Linked DNA regions of Homo sapiens: region 2 is linked to region 1. Evidence: read pairs that join two places in POLR2A ChIA-PET (ENCODE). Cell type or tissue: Panc1. All regions are shown on one strand.

Region 1 (2,500 bases):
TAGAAATCACTTTGGTAAAGTGTATCACTGTCAAAAGGTAACAGGAAAGCTAGTAGGGATTCTCAGCTCATTTCTTTGCTTATTCACTTTTTGTGGGAAACTGTGCCTGAGGTTAATTCAGAAGATGTTTACGTTCAGCTGTATTTATGTACCAACATCGTGAACATGGTCTGCAAATACAGGAGGATCTGGATGGACATAGCAGAGATTAAGGTGCATGTGGGTGTGGCAAATGATGATACATTTGCAAATCTGCAGGCTGTAATGCCTCACTCTTCTTCACTACTGACACTAACCAAGCTTTATAGATTTTTCGTCCTGTATGCACTTCAAGTTGACTTGAAGTCATGTTCACTTATGTTATCTGCCTTGCCACTTTTGTAGTCAAAGCCACCATCCTCTCTCACCAGGACTGATGCAATAACTTTCTAAAATGTCTTGCTCATCCATTCATACTCACCCCTAAATCACTCTTTACAGAACGGATAAGGTGATCTTAAAACAAAATGATCTTTTTGTAGTTGATGCTGATGTCCCTGCTCTGAGGACTACACTTTGAGAACCACTGATCTGGAGTATTCTTTTCTTCCTAAATTCTCATGCATCCTTCACAATTCAGGTCAAACATCTCTCATCTTCTAAGGGAGGCCTTTCCTGTTTCCTTCAGACTTCCAGGAATTCCTGTTGCACATTAACGTTGCATCATGTACTTCTCCTTTGAAGCCCTTATTGACATTGCATTTGAACATTTAACTGTGTAGATAGATTTTTAGTGGCTGAATCTACTGCAAGAATCAGATAGCTAGCTCCTGTGGAGACTATTTCTGTGTTGCTCACTGTTGTTTCTTTAATTCCTTGCACAAAGCAAGTGCTAGATAATCATTTGTTGAATGAATGAATATTGTTATTTCATTTTCATAGGTAACTGAAAGTATGTAGTAACATTAATATTCTCGGTAAATGTGAAAGATAAGCAGGGACTGTGTATAAACTAGTAGAGGTGTTCAGGAAGAGTAAACATATTTGTTTGTCAGGGATGCAGGACATTTTAGACCTAGCACAATGTGGAAAGCCCCTTAAATGTTGCCTGCTCATGCTGGCACAGTGGCTCATGCCTATGATCCCAGCACTTTGGGAGGCCGAGGCAGGTGGATCACTTGAGGTCAGGAGCTCGAGACCAGCCTGGCCAACATGGTGAAACCCTGTCTCTCCTAAAAATAAAAAAAACTAGCTGGGCATGGTGGCACATGCCTATAATCCTAGCTACTCAGGAGGCTGAGGCAGGAGAATCGCTTGAACCCAGGAGGCAGAGGTTGTAGTGAGCTGAGATCACGCCACTGCACTCCAGCCTGGGTGACAGAGCAAGACTCCGTCTCAAAAAAAAAAAAAAAAAAAAAATTGCCTGCTCTGGTGCTCTGGTGAGGATGCTAGCACAGTTGTTTCTCAGCTTGCCTTCTTACAGCCCATTTGTAATGTTTTATGATTGGTTCATTACCTATGTAATTTTTGTTATTCATATGCAATTTTTTCATGCAGATATGGAATGTGCAGATGTCCCACTATTAACTCCAAGCAGCAAAGAAATGATGTCTCAAGCATTAAAAGCTACTTTCAGTGGTTTCACTAAAGAACAGCAACGACTGGGGATCCCAAAAGGTATGGTTTTGTAGTTGGAAAAAGAGTGGTTGGGGTCAGACCCTTTGGGAAGACACATTTTCTCACCTGGAGTGTGTGAGGCAGACGTTACACTAACCACATTGGAGTCAGCAGCTATGGGCCATGGCTGCCATCTGTTAGGACAATCATGACACACATACTGAGGCTGCCCCGTCTCCTGGGCTTGTTCTTGCCATCTTGGTATGAAGACAGTGGTCCTCAAACTTGCCTGCACACTAGAATCACTTCTGGATCTCTTGGAACAGCTCTGATGTTGGGCATTACACCTGCTGTCATCTGAACTTCTAAGTGTCATTGGTGGGTGTAGCCAGGTTAAACCTCAGGTCATGTATGAAGATTGCATGTTATCAATACTACAGTGCTACTCAAGCTATAGCTTATGATAAGTACAGACTTTGCAGAGTATCTGGTATAATACAGGCACCTAATAATGTTATTACCAAGTGCCATTTGAATGAATGACTACTACTAATTGCTACAATTGTTACCACTATAATTGGCTAAGATAAAAAATAATCGAGAATAATAGTCTCAAGTATATTATAGTTAAGAGCAGGGAGAGGCATGAGCAATCTCTTGTTATTATTGCTATTAAAGAAGCCATTTGTTCTGTTCAGGGCTTTAAAAAAGTCCAATGGGAATAAGGCAGTGAGAGAGGAGATTCATGGAAATCTTTGCCTGCAAGGACAGAGAATACTCATGTGGTACTTTTTGGCTGGCAGTAGTGACCTCCTAGCTGGTGAAATAGAGAAGGCGGAGATGTTGAATATGGAGGGGAGGGTTATGGAAGGCACTCAATGATGTGCAGGCTAGGCTGATGCTT
Region 2 (2,500 bases), 190 kb before region 1:
TGATATTCTAACATATAAAATAACCTCCATCCCACAGTTACTTGTTTGAATATACACACACAGATGCAGATATACAGATTTACCATATGTGTGTTCCATGGGTACACAGCTGACATTAGTGATGCAGCTGATATCAAGTATATCAGTGGCATCAATTAATAATTGGTTATATCACAATTAAGTTACATTTTTTGCCTTTGGAAAACAGTTATACAAATATCATGGTTCAGCATTTTAAAAACTTTATAAATCAAAAATGCTTTTGTAAAGGGAATTGTCCCCTTCCACCTCTCATATTTATCTTTAGAGTAAATTTTACTTAAGTTTTAATACATGTGCTATTGAAAAGCCACCCATGGACATAAAAAAGCTCACATTTTACTTTCGTCAAAGAAAGATATGAGTGAATATAGAAAATCTGATCTTGTTCTTCTATTACAACATTTATTTATTTATTATTTTACTTTAAGTTCTGGGATACGTGTGCAGAACACACAGGTTTGTTACCTAGGTGTACATGTGCTGTGGTGGTTTGCTGCACCTATCAACCCATCATCTAGGTTTACAACATTTATATAATATATTTTATGGAGCACTTAGAGGTACATGTAACTAGACAGGACCTGAGAGAAACCTGTGCTCAATTTTCCAGATGAAGAAACAGAATCGCAAACAGAAATTACCTCTTTTTCCATGGCACAGCTTAAATATGTTGTTTCCCTAAGGGATATCATTAGTGTTATCACCATCTTTAATGTGGTGAAAACTGAGCCTCATGTGAAAAAGCTGAGTCCCAGCAACATTAAGTAATTGATCAGACTTTGCAGGGAGAGCCACAGGGCCGGGCTAGAGCTCACTTGCATTGTTTAACTTCTAATCTCATGTTTGCTGGTTGAGTTTCTATCAACATGTCCTATGAAATAGATCGATTTTCCATTCACTTTAGGTGGTAGTGAAGGTTGTTCACTAATAATACCAATTAACTGATTTCCATAACTCTCTTCCTTCTTTCCAAGTTTAAAAGATTCAGTTTTGCCTGTTATTTCTCTTCCTTTCATCTCAGGAGGAAGAGTTGCAAAGACGGGACAGATAGTTCAGGCATACACTTCACCCAGCTTCCCCTAATGTTACCATATTTTATAACCATGGTGCCATGATCAAAATTTAGTATTCATACAATGCATTTAACTGGATAGTACTCAGATTTCATTAGTTTTTCTACATTGGTTTTCATTCTGGTCCAAGGTCCAATCCCTGCATTTAATTGTCAGGTGTCCTTAGTCTCCTTAGTCTATGCTAGTTCCTCAGTCGTTTCTTCTCTTTCAAGACCTTGATATTTTTGAAACGCATCGGCCAGATAATACCTTATAGGGTATTTGGGTTTGTTTGGTGTTTTCTCATGATTAAAGTTACATATTTTGCAGAACAGCACAGAGGTGATGTGCAGCACTCATGCTGGGGGGTATGTATTAGCCCATTTTCATGTTGCTGATAAAGGCATACCCAAGACTGGGGAATTTATAAAGAAAAAGAGGTTTAATGGCTTCACAGTTCCACATGGCTGGGGAGGCCTCACAACCATGGTGGAAGGCAAAAGACACATCCTACATGGTGGCAGATCAGAGAATTTGTGCAAGGAAATCCCTTTATAAAGCCATCACTTCTTATGAGACTTATTCAGTACCATGAGAACAGCATAGGAAAGACCTGCCCCCAAAATTCAATTATCTCCCACCAGGTCTCTCTCATGACACGCGGGAATTGTGGGAGCTACAATTCAAGATGAGATTTGGGTGGGGACACAGCCAAACCATATCAGGGTACATGACATTGATCTTAGTATTATGATGTTAACCTTGATCACTTCATCAAACTGCTTTTGGCCAGAGGCCACTGTAAAGTTGCTATTTTTTCTTTTGCAGTTAATAAGAAGTTGGGAGAAGATATTTTGCAATTAAAAAGCATTTTGAGGGGAGATACTTGGAAGCTACACAAATATCCTCTTTCTTCTTACTCTTTTGCTCATTGGTTTTAACATTCAGTGGTGGATTTTACCTTAAGCAATAATTACTGTGGTGGTCTAGGAGTGCTTGCACTAATTCCTTTTACATTCAGTAATGGAATTCCTTTCTAAGGAAGAGTTGTTCCTTCTCTCTATTTATTTATTTATTTAATAATCTATCAACATCAGTATGGACTCACTCATGGATATTTGTTTTATTTTCTGGATTGAAATCCATTCCTCTCATAATATATTTTGTTGCTCATATGTTCTGACTTTGCTCTTTGAGAGCTCTTCCAGGTTGACTTCTTCTTCCATTTGATGTGTCCTATCTTTTTCAATTTTTTTCTTTAGCACTTCCTTACTTTCTGGTGCCTTAAGATACTCTAGGATCCTCTTGTATTTTCCCTGCCCCAGCCCTGGAATCAATTGCTTTCCCCAAAATCTCTGGTTTCTTTCATTGGAGAATGGTACTTAGGAACCAAGACTTGGGAGTTA

What was found. ChIA-PET counts read pairs that join two places held together with the same protein. Peaks named below come from ENCODE experiments on the same cell type or tissue, not always from the same donor. Only the 100,000 strongest peaks of a DNase experiment are listed, where the experiment ranks them.
Region 2: POLR2A ChIA-PET joins it to region 1 with 12 read pairs; 3 of 35 experiments call an interaction of 5 or more read pairs at or near these places.

The regions. Positions count from the first base shown.
Region 1 is chr11:128,489,613-128,492,112 of GRCh38, reverse strand. ETS1 (ETS proto-oncogene 1, transcription factor) reads left to right here. Exons shown (of 10, transcript NM_001143820.2): 4 at 1,537-1,656. Among named protein-coding and RNA genes, the nearest start is that of MIR6090, 32 kb to the left of the region's middle. In Panc1, no CTCF peak of the experiment used is centred here; no DNase peak of the experiment used is centred here; H3K27ac peaks cover 1,229 bases.
Region 2 is chr11:128,675,536-128,678,035 of GRCh38, reverse strand. No RefSeq gene overlaps it. Among named protein-coding and RNA genes, the nearest start is that of FLI1, 17 kb to the left of the region's middle. In Panc1, no CTCF peak of the experiment used is centred here; no DNase peak of the experiment used is centred here; H3K27me3 peaks cover 312 bases.